2 separate regions of the Homo sapiens genome follow, and region 2 is linked to region 1. The links are chromatin loops, found by intact Hi-C in ENCODE. Cell type or tissue: gastrocnemius medialis. All regions are shown on one strand. Each heading gives the region's core, and the rest is flanking DNA. Links, peaks and the distances in the headings are about the cores only.

Region 1 (8,338 bases), core at 290-8,289:
GTGCAGTGGCTCACGCCTGTAGTCCCAGCAATCTGGGAGGCCGAGGCAGGCGGATCACGAGGTCAGGAGATCGAGACCATCCTGGCTAACACGGCGAAACCCCGTCTCTACTAAAAATACAAAAAATTAGCCGGGCATGGTGGCGCATGCTTGTAGTCCCAGCTACTCGGGAGGCTGAGACAGGAGAATCACTTGAACCCAAGAGGTGGAGGTTGCAGTGAGCCGAGATCGTGCCACTACACTCCAGCCTAGGGACAGAGCAAGATTCCATCTAAAAAAAAAAATATGCAGATTATACATTCAGACACATTATCCGCAAGCAAAAGGGTAGTTGTGTATAGTGGAGCCATGGGAGTTACCTGTTTAAATAGAACTGGGTCAAAGAGAAATTCTGTGACAAATGCCGTGGTGATAATGGGTGCTTTTGTTGAGAAAGAGCTCGGAGACTCAAGGTGCTACTGAGCTGACCATTTTCAGTGTACTCCATGAAGTCAAAGTTGAAGAGATGTTGGATCTCTTGATTTTTAAGAGATCTCAAAAGTATTCCCTTGAAATTGCAATTTTGATAAATCGCCTTAAGAGAATCTAAAGCTAGTAAATAAAGCTTTTGAAATGGAGAGCCTTAAGAGAAGCCTTTCTGCTCAGTGCTCTTTATGTCTCAACTTCTTTTTCACAGTAACCCATTGAATAGCCAAATCTGTCTCTAGTGAGAGTTGACAACACTGCACCTTTTAATAAAAGTGGGTGATATCTCTATCAGATCCTTGTGAGGGCAGGCAAGTAATTTATCACACCCTTTTCTCCCTTTGCCTCCCTCAAACGTTCTACTCAAGTTCTGAATACTGAGTTGTGACTTTTCTGTAAGCAAATAAAATGGGAGATAAAACGAGTGGATTGTCCTAGTTCACAAAGCAAGCAGGATTCAAACACACTTCAGCCTTACATTTGAGTAGTAGGTGCTGTTTTTATGTGATTGTTTTTCAAAATTGTTTATCATTTATAAAATCTAGGCAAGGAAGTTTTGAATTTAATGCATGAAACCACAAATTCTCTAAATTAACCTTTATAACCATATTATAAATTAAAAGTAGATATATGATAAATTTGAAAATGAACTCAATATCAGAGATTATAAAAGTAGCTGAATACAGCCTGAATATATGTTTAAATATATATTTATTTTAGTCTACAGTGTTTTTCATTTGAATTAGTTGCCAACATTTAAAGTTTAAGAGATTTCTCATAAATATCCAGGTTATAGTATTCTCTTGAAATTTTGGAATCAAAATTCTCACATGTCAACAACCCTCTTGGCTTGAACTGAGTGGTCCCTGCCACCTTGAGGAGGGACAAATATTTTCCCATTTTCCACTGTCCTCACCAGTCACATATCACCTGCCCGACCCTCATCCAGTATTCAAATTTACAACTCCTGCTTTAGATATTAACTTTCAAAAATTTTTATAATCCCTCAGTACTTAATTTAAAACTGTGTAACTTGTCTTTTTACAACCTGTTATATATTTTTAAATCTATCATTTGGCTTTTATCTTCTTATTTGATTTTTGCAAGTTATAATACCTCCCCACCTCACTTAAACTGATATGCAGTGGTTGCATCAATAAGAAGTTTCTGTTCATCTCATTGTTCTGATGCCTCTTTTGTCTACAGGTCGGTGAAATTACCTCTAGAAGATGGGTCATTTTTTAATGAAACGGATGTCGTTTTCCCCCAGTCGTTGCCGAAAGATCTCATCTATGGTCCCGTGCTGCCACTGTCAGCCATTGCCGGGCTGGTAGGCAAAGAGGCAGAGACTTTCCGGGTAATTACCTGGCACCTCTTCCTGTTTGCCTAATGGGTTGAGGTCTAGGAAGCCTGATCTCATTTGATTGGCATAACCATCCCTTGAGAAATGCAGGATACAGAGGATCATCTTGGTTTTTAATATAGATTAGCCACAGAGACTGTGAGAGATGAAGACTCTGGAGTTTTGAGTTTGGATGACTGGGATGATGACGGCATTGCTAACAGAGACAGGGGGCCCAGGTGTGATTTCCATTTTGGGCATACTCAATTTGGGGTGCAGGGAAGACACCTAGGTGGAGATGCTGGGCAGAAGTTGGGAAAGTGGACCTAGTGTTAGGGAGGAGAGGTGGGACTGTCAGTGTCATTCTCACAGATAGGACGGTGGGAGCACTGAGGGGATGTGATGAGCAAAGAGAGAAAGGGTGCAAGGGAAGAAAAGAGAGCCAGAGCCAGCTGACTGCTGAACTCAGGGGCGAAAGGAATTCTGAGAAGGCGCAGTCACAGAAGTAGGAGCAAACCCGGGAGGGAGGAACAAGGCCGTAGGAAACAGCAGAAGAAAGTTTCAAAAGGGAGTTTGCCAGGTGTTACACACCCATTCATTCATTCATTCATTCAACAGAGATTTATCAAGTTTCTTCTATGGAGCAGACACTGTTTTAAGCAATGGGATTCGCATGGTGGCCAAGCAGGCTCCATGTAATTCTCATGGAGCTTACATTCTTGTCAGGGAGACAGAACTACAACAACAAAAGTAAAGAGTATTGTTCTTTTGTAATAATTATCACATTTTGCAATGATATATTGAATCATTACAAAATGTGGTAATTATTACAACAGAATAAATGGAGACAGGGCAGCAAGGATGGGATGGGCTGGTTAAGGAAGGCCTCTGGGGAGATGACACTTAAGCTAAGATTTGAAGGACAAGGAGGCATTACTCATGTTACAAGCAGGATAAAGAGTGTTTCCTTTGGGAGGCCGAGACGGGTGGATCACGAGGTCAGGAGATCGAGATCATCCTGGTTAACACAGTGAAACCCCGTCTCTACTAAAAATACAAAAAAATTAGCCGGGCATGGTGGCGGACGCCTGTAATCCCAGCTACTTGGGAGGCTGAGGCAGGAGAATGGTGAGAACCCGGGAGGCAGAACTTGCAGTGAGTCGAGATCACGCCACTGCACTCCAGCCTGGGCGACAGAGCGAGACTCCGTCTCAAAAAAAAAAAAAAAAAAAAAAAAAGAGTGTTTCACGTGGAAGGACCTGCATGTGCAAGGCCCTAAGGGAAAAAGAGAACTTGGTATGTGTAAGGAACTGAGAAAAGATGCATATGGCTGGAGCATGATAAATGAAGTGGAAGTGAGGTGTGGGGTGCTATTCAAGAGACAGGCAGGGAACAGAGGGCAGCACCTGCAAGACCTTTGGGATGAAGGGAGAAGCTCCACTTTTTTGGCCCTCTTGAACCTGCTATGCTTTACCCTTGTGTTAAAAATTAGCTGGGCATGATGGCAGATGCCTGCAATCCCAGCTACTCGGGAGGCTGAGGTGGGAGAATCACTTGAAGCCGGGAGGCGGAGGTTGCAGTGAGCCAAGATTGCACCATTGCACTCCAGCCTGGGTGACAGCGAGACTCCGTCTCAAAAACTAAACTAAGCTAAACTAAAATAAAAATAATTCAGTGTGAAGATTAGTTCATTCAAAAATCTCTGTGGCAAGCAAGAGAAAGGGTTACATGCCCTTAATATTTCCTCTAATGAATGTCAATGATTCACCTTTTTAAATTATGGAAAGAGATTATAGTCAATCTCCTGCATTCGTGGGTTCCACTTCTGTGTATTCAACCCACTGCAGATCAAAAATATTCAGAAAAAAGTTGTATGGTTGCATCTGTACTGAATATATACACACTTTTATTTCTTCTCGTTATTTCCTAAACAATATAGTATAACAACTATTTATAAAACATTTACATTGTATTAGGTATTATAAGTAACCTAGAGATGACTTAAAAGTATATGGGAGAAAAAATAAAATAAAATAATTAAAAATAAAGAAAAAATTTACAGGGGGATGTATGTAGGTTATATGGAAATACTATGCCATTTTATGTAAGGAACTGGAGCATCCACAGATTTTGGTATCAGTGGGGGGTCCTGGAACCCATCCCCTGTGGATACTGTAGTTCCTTTTATAGCACAGGTCTCAGCCTTGGAGATATAACTGCATTCAGCCACAGTGGGGCAGCAAAGGAAGAACAAAGAGATCAGCCATCAAGGTTTGCAACTCAAATTTTTCTATGTTTAGTATTTGGTGCCAGAGCCCCTAAATTTCTACTCTCTCAAATTGGGTTTTTCTGGGCAGAAAATATGTGTAGGAGCCCTTATATTTCACATTTTGTACAAACATAACGAACTCTGCATAAAACATTTAAAATTCAGGCAATTGTCCTTGTCATTTGAGAAATGCTATGAAATGCCTTCTTTAAATACTCAAATGTGGAGTTATTATTTTAAAATGCTCATAATAGACATCTTTATTTTAAAACCTTTTTTATTTGTATAAATTTAAGGGGTACGCCTGCAGTTTTGCTATGTGGATATATTGTCTGGGCAGACATCTTTATTTCCTAGGACTTGTGCACTCAGTGTATTTTAAATTTTTCTGAAAGCAGAAATGTAATATTATAGTTTGACAACCCTAAATCATTCATGGATTATTAATAAAGCCATATATTTTGTATTTAAGTTAGACATTTTCCCAGTAGTTTACTTTTTCATTTTGTAGCAAAATAAAGTGAGGAAAATGTTTAAAACATTAATTAATGTCTGTACAATGAGTGAAAGCATAACCAAAAATAGATCTCAAATGTCTTGATTCTATTCCCTCCTTCAATGTCATTTCTTGTGACCTGGGTACCAATGGCAAGGGAATCAATAATGACTCGATCTGTATAAGGTCTTAAAAATGGATAAGTTGTGGACTTTTAAAAAATTACAAACATCAAATAATCCCATTATCTATTCATAGCTAATGCCAGAAGGGTACATTACAGGACTTTAAATAGCCCTGAGTCACATTACACAACTTATTTAGGGCGTTAGAAATGTATCCAGTTTTAAGTCGTAGCATGGGGGAAATCAAAGGCAGATGTTATCTGGGCAGAAATTGGATCCAAGATCATGAACTTAATCTCAAGTGTCTAATTTCTATTTTCCATCTACCTTTTTAATTTTTTCAAACAGATGTTGCTAAATAGGAATCTCTTTTAGAGACTCAAATATTTTGAAATATATATGGATTTTTACATTTTCTAAAGCAGGATTAAATTGGACTGCAATTTTTCATGTTTTGTCATCATGTGATCAAAATGATTTCTGATTCTAGAGGACTGAAAAAGGAGATGATATTATCAACAAACATTTCTAAACACTACTGGTACCCTTTATTTTTAAATATCTCAGAATTATAAACTATTGTTTCTGCTTACATAATCCATATACTCACATTCATTTTTAAATGTCATCAAATATATTTATTGATGAAAAAGTAATAGGAAGACAAGCCCAGGTTTGTCTTAAAGAAAAAAAAGCCACATACAATACTAGTTTAACATACCAAGGCCAGAAAATTTCAAATTTTAATCTTCACATTTTGTTTTATACACACAGATTCACTGGTATTGTGCAAATGAGAGACATGGTGTTTTGTTGTTGTTTTGTTTAAGATTTTGATCCTATTGTCATTTCAGTTAAGTCTGTCTTTGTGATTTATAGTTTAAGGTTAGATGTCATAAAAAAAACTCAGGAAACTTTTCAATAATGGTGATAACGGTGAATAACTCTCTTCCTTATGAGTCAAATCTCAATCAGACACCACAGAAGTGTCACTATTCAGCAGCAGTTTAATTTTTTGGAGTGGGAAAGGTGGTTTGCCTTTTTCTTGATCCACTGGGTGACCAGATTGTTACCCAACTATTTATTTTCTAACTATCTAAGGCTATGAGGGCATGAAAGGTACAAATAATAAATTAAAGTCAGTCTGTCCTTAAAAAAAATTATTATGATGAATGCTCAATGTTCCTATGTTTTCTGCGTCTATGGGGTTAAGTATGGTTCCTTTTTGTCAGTTGTTCTGGTGAGTATTTCTCAGGCTTTTAGCCGTGATTGTTTTCTTAACACAAGGTTTTATTCTCTCCCTGAAGCCGAAAGATGATCTATATCCTTTGCTTCACCCGACTATGCATTGCTGGACTCCAACAAGTGACTTGTACATTGGCTGTGAAGAGGGTCATCTTTTAATGATTAATGGAGACACCTTGCAAGTGACTGTACTTAATAAGATAGAAGAGGAATCGCCATTGGGTAAGAAACTGTCCTACTTCATATTCCTGTATAGCCATGGGTGTTGGTTTTTTTGGTTTTCCCTATTTTTCTCTTTCTTGGAGACATCTTTGAATCCTCCTTCTTCTTAATCCTCTGGCTGTTACTGTGCTGTTGGCATTCTACCATCACTTTATATGCATATTTCATGTAATCCTCAGAACAACATTATGAGGAGAGACACCTTAATCTCCACGATACAGAAGAGATATGTTAGGAAACATGGCCCAGTCCACGTAAACTGTGGAGCTGACACCTGAACCCAGGCAATAATACCTCAGAGTCCAAGTTCTTGGCTACTGTGCTGTATCCTTTTCTATACATATGCCCATTCTGCTTAGTCTGCTAATCATACCCTTTCCTGCCCCCACCCCAACCCTTTTCTCCAGGCTGATCATCTGTTAAGCCCAAAAGCCATCTTGAAAATTACCTTTCTATTGCTCGGTTAGAGGTGTTGTTTTTTTGGTTTTTTTTTAGACAGAGTCTCATTCTGTCACCCAGGCTAGGATGCAGTGGTGCAATCTTGGCTCACTGCAACCTCCGCCTCCTGGGTTCAAGCGATCTCGTGTCTCAGCCTCCCAGGTACCTGGAATTATAGGCACACACTACCACGCCTGGCTAATTTTTGTATTTTTAGTAGAGATGGGGTTTCGTCATGTTGGCCCGGCTGATCTTGAACTCCTGACCTCAAGTGATCTGCCTGCCTTGGCCTCCCAAAGTGCTGGGATTACAGGCAGGAGCCACCACACCCTGCCATATTGCTCAGCTAGAATTTGAAAGATAACCTGATCTATTCTGCCCTAGATATAGTGTCTATTCCTGACCCTATCAGCTGTGGCCATGGTTGGGCCTGGGCCACAGGAGCCACTGTCCACTCATTGAGCAGTAGATGTAGACCCTGGGAGGAGGGGGCCTTGCCAAGACAAGCTCCTCAAACCTGTCCAAAGCACTCTCTATTTCAATTGCTCTTACTATTTCACACCTTGATTTCTGTAACAACTTTAGGATGGACTTCACTGACCTTAATCTACATCTGACCCAATCTATGCAGTTTATCTCTGTCAAATTGCCTCTTTGAAGGCCACTTTTAACACCCAGCTCAAGAACTGCTCTGCCTTGATTTCACGCTCTCCCTAATCTGATCCTACCTACTCCATTAATATTATTTCCAACTATGCCCTGGTATGAGTTTTCTGAGCCAGTCATTTATTTTCACCATTTCACAGACATGCCTCTAGCCCATTCCCTTGGCACTTACTGTCTCTGAATCTGCCAATGCCCAGCTCAAATACCACCCCCTCCAGCAAGTTTTCCCCATTGCATTGTCCCTCATCTGCCTTTTTTCCTATTCTCTGACTCACTTTCCCTGTAAAACTGAGGCCATGAGGTTTCACTTCCCTCCCAACTCCCTTTCTCTCTTCCCTTTACTCCTACTATACCCTCCAGCCTTGCTCCTCTCTCTAATCTAGCATCTATGTTAGTTACATAGATCTGATGATAGAGAATTCAAAAACAACTTATAAGATTTACATCAGTAAAAGTAGCTTTTATTATTCATTGTTACATTGTACTTTTAATTACGTCACCTGCTTTACCTTGTTTTTCTTTTCCAGAAGACAGAAGAAATTTTATCAGTCCAGTAACCTTGGTATATCAGAAGGAGGGCGTGCTGGCTTCTGGAATTGTAATGTATTCTTTTTTTCAAATTAATTGGTTTAAAGAAAATTCACAATTCCCATTTGTTGCCATTTACTATTATGAGCCATATTTTAGGATGTCAGATCTGTCACATTATTAATTAAAATGGTTTCCTCTTTGGGTACTATTAAAAAGGATTTATTATGAATAGCTTCAAATCTATACAAAATAGAGGGGACGATATAATGAACTACCATATATTACTGCAAACAAACACAAATAGAATTTAAAAATCCATTGCCCTTCCGCAATGAAAAAATACCTAATATCTGTAACCCAATTCCATGCTCATTTCTACACTTAATGTATTAGCTTATCAGACACGAATTTGGAATCCTTTGTCTAAGCTGCAGCTTAGACTCTTGTGAATGCCCATTTAACTTACATGTATCATAATGTTATTGTTGATATTCGAATCAGTATTAATAGCCTCCATTTACTTGGTGCTTGCTTTGTGC
Region 2 (8,338 bases), core at 300-8,299, 67 kb before region 1:
GTACAGGATAAGTAGCTCCATTACTGCCAGGTTAATGAAGCATCTACTGGCAAAGAGTATTCCTGCCACCGCACCCATTTCCCCCTTCTTCCTTAATTACAGACCTCTGATTTTATTCAGGGTATCCCAGCTAAAAGACTGTATTTCCCAGCTTTCTCTAAGATAGTTATGACCCCACAACTAAGTTCTGGCCAACGAAATGTAAATAGCCATTGAGTAGAATTTCTGGTAGGATTTAAAGCCCTTTAAAGGGGTATGACCATTTGCCATTTTTTTCTTTATATTCTCCTTTTCAGAGCCTGGAACTTGGATGTGATGGCTGCAGTGACAGCAGCTATCTTGTTATTTTGAGGATGATACCCTTGTACTAAGTTGTGCTAAGGATGACAGAGCCCATAAAGAGAAAAAGCTTCAGTTCCTGATAATGTCATGAAGAAGCCATCAAGATAGGCCTGAACTGCCTACCTCTGGCTTTTTTTTTTTTTTTTTTTTTTTTTTGTCAGTCCTACTTACTCTGTCACCCAGGCTAGAGTGCAGTGGTGCAATCATGGCTCACTGCAGCTTTGACCTCCCAGACTCAAGCAATCCTCCTGCCTCAGCCTCCTAAGTAGCTGGGACTACAGGTATACATCGTTATGCCTGGCTAATTTTTAAAATTATTTTTGTAGAGGAGGGGTCTTGCTATGTTGCCTAGGCTGGTCTTAAACTTCTAGGCTCAAGTGATCCTCCTGCTTCAGCCTCCCCAAGTGCTGGGATCACAGGTGTGAGCCACCGTATGTGTGAGAATAAACCCTTATAATACGTGAGAAAGAATGTTATGTGAGAGAGTAAACCCTTACAACATGAATTTACAGTAGTTAGACTTCAGCAGCCAAACACAACCCCTAACCTTTACAGACCTTGACCTCATTGGCAGAAGCTACAGAAGCCATGCAGAGCTACTCAGGGAGATGGGGTGACTCTGGGAAAGGAAGCAATTCATGGCATGTCCTCCCCAACTCCTCATCAGATTTTCCAGAATAATTCTAGACCAGGTTAGAGGAGGGCAAACATGCAATCAGATGATCAGAAGTCTGACTTATCAAAGGCAGAAAGAATAAGCCTGTGAAAGCTGGTGTTAGAGTGACCAGGTTAGCGACCCTGCCTAGCTTCCTCCACTGTAGCTGACCAGGAGAGGGACCCCTTTTTGTACCTCTTCCAGGTTGCTGAATTCCTGACGCAGGGCTGCCTTCAGATTAGTGCATTCTCTCCCACATCTCAACGCTACCAGGCACTCCTTGGTCAAATGTGGGACCTAATCAGAGGACACAGGTTCTCAGTGGAGAAGTCTGTGGAAACTTCCAGTTCCTGTTCTGCCTGAAAAGGCAGCGAAGCTTTATAACTCCAGCCTAACAGGGCAACACCCACATCAGACCCCCCAGCTCCCTGTGAGAGGCACTAGGTTTTCTCTGTGGTTCCGGTTCTCAGTAGGAATCTACTTCTTATAGTACCCTGGGAAAGCAGGGTGCTTTAGGAGGGTTTCTCCAGTGCTCCTTACTTGATCAGCTGCTTCCATGCTATACATTCTTAGGTGGGACACTCAACCTCTCTAAGCCTCAGTGTTCTCATCTGAAAAATGGATACGATAGCAGTACCCACTTCAAAGGGCAGTTGGATTAAATGAGTTAGCTCCTACAAAGTAACTAGGACAGTGCCTGGCACATCATAAGTGTTCGATATATGTCAGCTGTTAATATCATTGAGGTTTTTAAAAATTCCTTTTCAAAGACACCATCTTAAAATTTCTCCATTCTTTTTTCTTTCATTATCAAAGCTGCCACCATTTATCTATTCTTCACATTTCCTGGACAGCAGGCACTCTTATGCTTCTAAAGAGCATCACTGGCCAGGCACAGTGGCTCACGTCTGTAATCCTAGCACTTTGGGAGGCCGAGGCAGGCAGATCACTTGAGGTCAGGAGTTCAAGACCAGCCTGGCCAATATGGTGAAACCCCATCTCTACTAAAAATACAACAATTAGGGGGTGTGGTGGCATGCGCCTGTAATCCCAGCTACTCAGGAGGCTGAGGCAGGAAAATTGCTTAAACCCAGGTGGCAGAGGTTGCAGTGAGCCGAGATGGTGCCACTGCACTCCAGCCTGGGTGACAGAGCGAGACTCCGTCTCAAAAAAAAAATAATAAAAAAGCATCACCTTCTATGCATAATCTTCGCACTCCATTACTTTTTACCTGAAGCTGGAGAAATACTCCCTTTAAGGATCACCAGTTTTCAGTTCTTTCAGTATTCCTGCTTCAAGTTACACGGTCATTGCCATGTCATAACCATACCTCCTGAGCCTGCCAGTTGAAATGGAGAAGCGCCTAGCAGTTAAGCCTTTAATATCAGTGGCCATGCTCTACCCTAATTCCATGCTAGCTAATCTCCTGAGGATCACATGGTATCAAAACAAAACAGTTTCACCAATGATTTGGCTTTAAAATGGGTTGAGGTTTGGGAAAGACATGCAAAGTAAAATACAGTGTGAGTGACTTTTTAAATTGAATATACCTTACAAAATAGCTCCAATAACATCTTTTGGCGAGCTCGTTCATAAGGGTCATATGGAAACAGCTTCCTTCCTGGATAAGCATCATCCAGGTACTCACAAGCAATAACAGATTCATAGATCAGTTGACATTGGCTGGTCTCCAGGACAGGAATGTGGCCAAAAGGGTGCTTTGTATAGTACCATTCAGGCTTGTTTCTCAGGTTAATGTTGACCACTTCATGTCTTAAAAAGCAAAAGGAAAACAAGACAGAACAAAAATGAGAGGCATCTGCAGGCAGGCACTCTTCTTGAAAGCAGAAGCAATCAGTTTAAAAGTTAAAATTTGCAATTAGTGTTTTAAGGTTTAAGTTTTGTATAAAATACATAACATCATCATCTTCCTTCCTGCAGTAAGATGTGTCGGATGTTTTCCATGCCTTATCTCAGTTGTTCCTCATAATTCCCCCTGAAGTAGGCTCACCTCATAGGAAAGAAGACTCAAGGGGGTTGAATCTCACACCCAATACCACCCACTAAGAAGTAGTAGAGCTGGCCGGGCGCGGTGCCTCACACCTGTAATCCCAGCACTTTGGGAGGCTGGGGCGGGCAGATCATCTGAGGTCAGGAATTCAAGACCTGCCTGGCCAACATGGCAAAACCCCATCTCTACTAAAAAATACAAAAAAGTAGCCAGGCATGGTGGCGGGCGCCTGTAACCCCAGCTACTTGGGAGACTGAGGCAGGAGAATTGCTTGAACCCGGGAGGTGGAGGTTGCAGTGAGCTGAGATTACACCACTGTACTCCAGCCTGGGCAAGAAACTCCATCTAAAAAAAAAAAAAAGTAGTAGAGCCAAGATCACAGCCAGGCAGACAGACTCAGAGCTCACACACTTAACCATGGCATTAGAGAGTTTAGTACATTCTACAGCTTGAAAATACAAATCTGGTATTAACAGGTCACAACAGAATATGGTAAATGTTAACAATTAAGAGTATGAGTTTTGGCATCAGAATAAACGGTCTAGCTTGGGACCTTAACCGAATTCCTAACCTCTCTGTGCTCAGTGTCCTTAATTATAAAATGGGGCTAATAATTACACCCATCTCTTGGTACTGTGGTGGGGATATGTATAAAGTGTTTAGGACAGTGCCTGGCACATAAGCATGCAATAACTTTTTTAATTCTTCTTCTAATTATTAGATGTTCAAATAATACTATTATTATTTAATGTTCACATAATACAATTATTATTTAGATAACTATATAGTTACCAGAAGCATGAACGTATGTTTAAAAACATGAAAGGAAACAAATGGGAACGTTCATTGCTTAGTCTAGGAGATTGTCTTAAACCTACAGCAGAGGCTGGATGAGGTGGCTCACACCTGTAATCTCAGCACTTTGAGAGGCCAGGGTGGGAGGATTGCTTGAGCCCAAGATTTCGAGACCAGCATAGGCCACATAGCAAGACCTAAAGCAGTGGGTCTCAACCTAAAGCAATGGGTCTCGACTAGAAGTGATTTTTGGCCTCCTTCCCAAGGGACATATCACTATGTCTGGAGACATGGTTTTGTTGTCACAACTGAAGGTAGTGCATAGGGAAGGGGGACTCTACTGTCATTGAATGGGTAGAGACCAAGGATACTGCTAAACATCCAGTGATGGACAGGACAGCTTCTATCCCACCTCTCCAACAAAGAATTATCTGGCCTAAACTGTCAACAGTGCCAAGTTTGAGAAACGCTGACCTAAGGAAATACATCAGCTCCTAAGCTGATAATTTATCACCAAATGGGCAAAACATCCAGTTGTTGTTATTTTCCTCAAAAAACAGGTAACCTTAAGGTCAGCTTAATTTGAGCAAAAGGGAAGAATGTGGAAATACAGGCCCTATATACTCAACAAGGCAGATTTACATAATTTTATTTAAAACATCTCTGTATTAGTCTTTGTATCTCTCTGACATGAGTCTGAAACTCTGAAGTCACCCCCTTGTGATGGACTCTCCGAGACAAGAGTCGGGAGCCTGGAGTGACATATTCTCAACACTCTAGCTTGGAGGCCAGCTGCATTATGCAGTCCACATCCCAGCAAAGCTGCTCTGCCCTCCAAATCCAGACCTGCAGGAGCTGGTTTTGCAAACTTCCTTTTGGAAGCATCTGTACCCATTTCTCAAGTTTTCAAGGTGTCTTGAAAACTTCCAGACACCTCTTGATAGCAATTCCTTCTATTTCATTGTTTGGAAAGATTTGTTCATTCATTTAACAGATGTTTTTTGAGCATCCACTATGTGACAGGCTCTCTCCTAGCTCATGAATAAAAGAGACAGAGTTCCTACCCTCGAGAACGCACATGGGTGAAGGGGACTGGGGAGGGGAGATGGATGAACAAATAAGAAAATGCTGGATGCAGTAAGTTCAATAAAGAAAGGAAACAGTGACCTAAGATGCCTGGGGTGTGGTGGGGGAACTACCTCTGTGGAGCAGTCAGGTAAGGCCTCAGTAGTGTTGGCTGTGCCCTTAAACATTCTGGGAGGGAACCAGTTCACCAGCCCCATCATTCACATTACTCTGCGCTGGGCTAGAAGTTTCATGCATAGGCGTGACTCGGAAAAGGGCTCCGCATTTCAGTAGGGCCCGCTAAAAAAAAGCTCGCCCTTTGCTATTTGTTGACTTTGCCTCCGAAAAAAGGGACAGGGAGCCCCTTGTAAAAGCTGAGCAGGGCGCCCCAGATGTTAAACATTCCCGGGCTCCTGTGAGGCGCTGGGTTTGCTCGGGGGCTCTGGGTTCCCGCTTCTCACCTGATGTCTTTGGCCTTGAGGACGAGGCGGGTCCTGTGAGAATAGGGGCAGAACCTCATGCTGTAGATGCGGATCAGCCCCTCCGGGACTGGCCCTGGGGGCTGGCTTCCTGCAGAGCAGCGATGGAGGGGGACAGGGAAAGGAGAGGCTAGTCAGCCCGGTGAGGAAGGAGCTCGCTCACTTGCCCAGATCCCAAGATGGCTGTGGGAGCTCCAACTCCCAAGTCCCAGAGAGGGCAGTGCTGCATGTGGCTTTTCTTCAGGAGAGCCCTCCAAGTCCCTTCCTGCCCCGCCGGTCTGCAGGCCAAGGCCAGGCAGCTCCGCCGAAGCCAACATTTTCTGTCACGCGGCGCCCCCAGCTCGCGGACCCCATGGAGAGCACTCACCTTTCCCCAGGGTCCTGGTCGCATCCCCAGACATGGTCTCCAGGTGGTTTGCGCAGCTCCCGGAGCTCACGGTCGCCGCCCTGTGGCTCGCCACCGCTGCCGCAGGCTCCAGAAACAGCTGCGCTCTGGCGCGCACCCCTTGCCCCAAATTTAATTTTTGAACTACTGGGCTCTGGCGGGGCACGGGGAAGCGATCTGGAGCAGGAGCTAGGGTAATTTAACCTGGGGAGACATCGCCCCAGATTTGGAAGCCCGAGAGTAGGAGCTGGCAAAAAACAAAACAAGACAAAATAACACCAGAAAAGCTCCCCCTTGCTCTGGACATGTGCTTAAAGCTTTGGAGGGGCCTCCTCTACATCAAGAATCCCTCAAGAATGGGCATTTAAACTCCAACATGGATTTCAAAGGAGTTTAATCAAAACTGACTAGGGTAAAGCTGACTTTTTTTTTCCCATTCTGAATCTCTTGCATCACTAAACTGGCCACTCTTTGGTAAGTAAGTACAGCTTTAAAAAATAATAAGGCCAAACATTCTCATGATACAGCAACTAGGAAAGAAAAAGTCATTGGTGTTGAAATCTCACATACCCCAGAGAGTGAGTGCCTCCTAGACACCTAGACAACTTTGGTGTCTAGACAACTCACATTTTGCACCCTAGACACCTCAGTTGCCTCATCCCAGTCCTGGCCCTACTTGTGAGATTTTACCCAAGCTCTGAAAAACTGGCAATGAATAAAATTAAGATACCTGGAGGCAAAGAACAATTTGTGAGCTTCCCCCGTTCCCCAGCATAAATTTTTGAGAACACTCTTACTAGTTGCCAAGGATACATTGCCAACAGCCCAGCCATATAGGGGCGACTTGCACAGCTTTTCTGTTTACGTGAGATAATAGACGTGGCTTTGGCTCTGATGCTGATAAGCTGAGATCCTGAATTTCAGCAGGTAAAAAAATAATTCCTTAAATTTTCCAGAATTGAGCTGATGTGGGAATTGCTTGTAAATGCATTTTGTAGGATTAACAGATCATGAAGGAAAGAAAAATATTTTCTGTGTCTCACTCATACTGACTAAATTATTTCCATAGATTACCTTGATTCCTACAATTGCTCAGTCAGGCAACTCATATTATTTCTACTTTTCAAAACAGAAAACAGCTTCAGAAAAATGAAATTATTTGCCCAAAGTGACCAGCTAGTAGGGTTGAAGAACTTTAAAAGTCCAAAGCTTGACTCGTTGTCTTGACCTTTAAAACTGGTAATAGTGTTAGGAGGAAAGGATTTTAAGTCCAGGAAAAGATATAGCACGTAATGGCTGCTCAACAAATAATACTTGAATCTAAATATCTTTTATTAAAATGACAGAGCCTAATTATGTAGCTTATAACTGGGTACTGTTTGGCCTTTGGAATTCCAGTCTATCCAGAACTTCTTGGTTAATAATAGTGTTAACATTTTTTGCTAGTGAATAAGAATCTTTGCAAATCTTCAGAATAGTGACTCAACTACATTTTTTGCTGTCATTCAATGATTTCATGTGAAATAAGCTTAGATAATAATATGGAAAGTATTAACATTTTATAAGAATCAGGGAATGGCAAAAATGTTTGAATAAATGTTCTCTGAAAATAAAATGCATATATGTCAGCAAGAAATCTGGTGTTGGAGAAGACATATTGGTTCCCGGCTTGCTACGCTGACAACTTTTCATTTAAGAAGACAGAGAAAGTAACAGAGTAACTTCTACTACTTTGGAGCTAATTCTGATCAAGAAGGACAAATTGGATGGTAAAATAGAAGCAAGAAACACAACCATGTCATCTTAGAGCTCCTGGTAGGTAAGATGACTTCTGGGCATACACATGCATCCCTCATATAAAAAAAGCAGATTTCAAGATAGTTGAGAAAAATATATCCATAGCCTAAAAAAGGCCATAAGAGGGTTGCAAAATCTCAAAATCAAAATAAATTATTACTAATATATATTTGGTGCTTCATGTGTATTGACCCAGTTAATTCTTAAAATAGTCCAATAACTGGGCCGGGTGCGGTGGCTCATGCCTGTAATCCCAGCACTTTGGGAGGCCGAGGCGGGCGGATCACGAGGTCAGGAGATTGAGGCCATCCTGGCTAACGTGGTGAAACCCCGTCTCTACTAAAAACACAAAAATTAGCCGGGCGCGGTGGCAGGCGCCTGTAGTCCCAGCTACTCAGGAGGCTGAGGCAGGAGAACGGCGTGAACCCGGGAGGCGGAGCTTGCTGTGAGCCGAGACTGCGCCACTGCACTCCAGCCTGGGCGACAGAGCGAGACTCCGTCTCAAAAAAAAAAAAAAAAAAAAAAAAAAAAAAAAAAAAAAAAAAAAGTCCCATAACTGTTCTATTTTGATTCACTTTAAAAGATGAGTAAACTGAGACTAGCATAGTTAAGCACTTCTCAACTAGTAAGTGAAAGAGGGAGGACTAGGAACCCTGGAAGTTTGACTCCAGCGGCAACAATCTCAACCAGTATCTTAGTCTTTATCAGATGCCATGAACTGAATGATTGGCAAATGTTTTTACATATATTAAATATTTCAGGCTTTTCAGGCCATCTGGTCTCCACTATTTAGTTCTACACTTGTAGTG

What was found. Peaks named below come from ENCODE experiments on the same cell type or tissue, not always from the same donor. Only the 100,000 strongest peaks of a DNase experiment are listed, where the experiment ranks them.
Region 2: a loop joins it to region 1, with 27 times the contacts of the local background. A loop is called at or near these places in 2 of 110 quality-filtered maps.

What each region holds. Positions count from the first base shown.
Region 1 is chr10:104,205,491-104,213,828 of GRCh38, reverse strand. It overlaps CFAP43 (cilia and flagella associated protein 43), which reads left to right. Exons shown (of 38, transcript NM_025145.7): 5 at 1,672-1,822; 6 at 6,005-6,164; 7 at 7,799-7,866. Among named protein-coding and RNA genes, the nearest start is that of MIR609, 9.2 kb to the left of the region's middle. In gastrocnemius medialis, for the core only: a CTCF peak has its summit at 4,030; no DNase peak of the experiment used is centred there; H3K27ac peaks cover 286 bases.
Region 2 is chr10:104,272,326-104,280,663 of GRCh38, reverse strand. It overlaps GSTO2 (glutathione S-transferase omega 2), which reads right to left. Exons shown (of 7, transcript NM_183239.2): 2 at 5,715-5,979; 3 at 5,330-5,438; 4 at 2,548-2,770; 5 at 1,193-1,294. The coding sequence starts at 5,748. Among named protein-coding and RNA genes, the nearest start is that of GSTO2, 7.3 kb to the right of the region's middle. In gastrocnemius medialis, for the core only: a CTCF peak has its summit at 5,795; no DNase peak of the experiment used is centred there; H3K27me3 peaks cover 723 bases.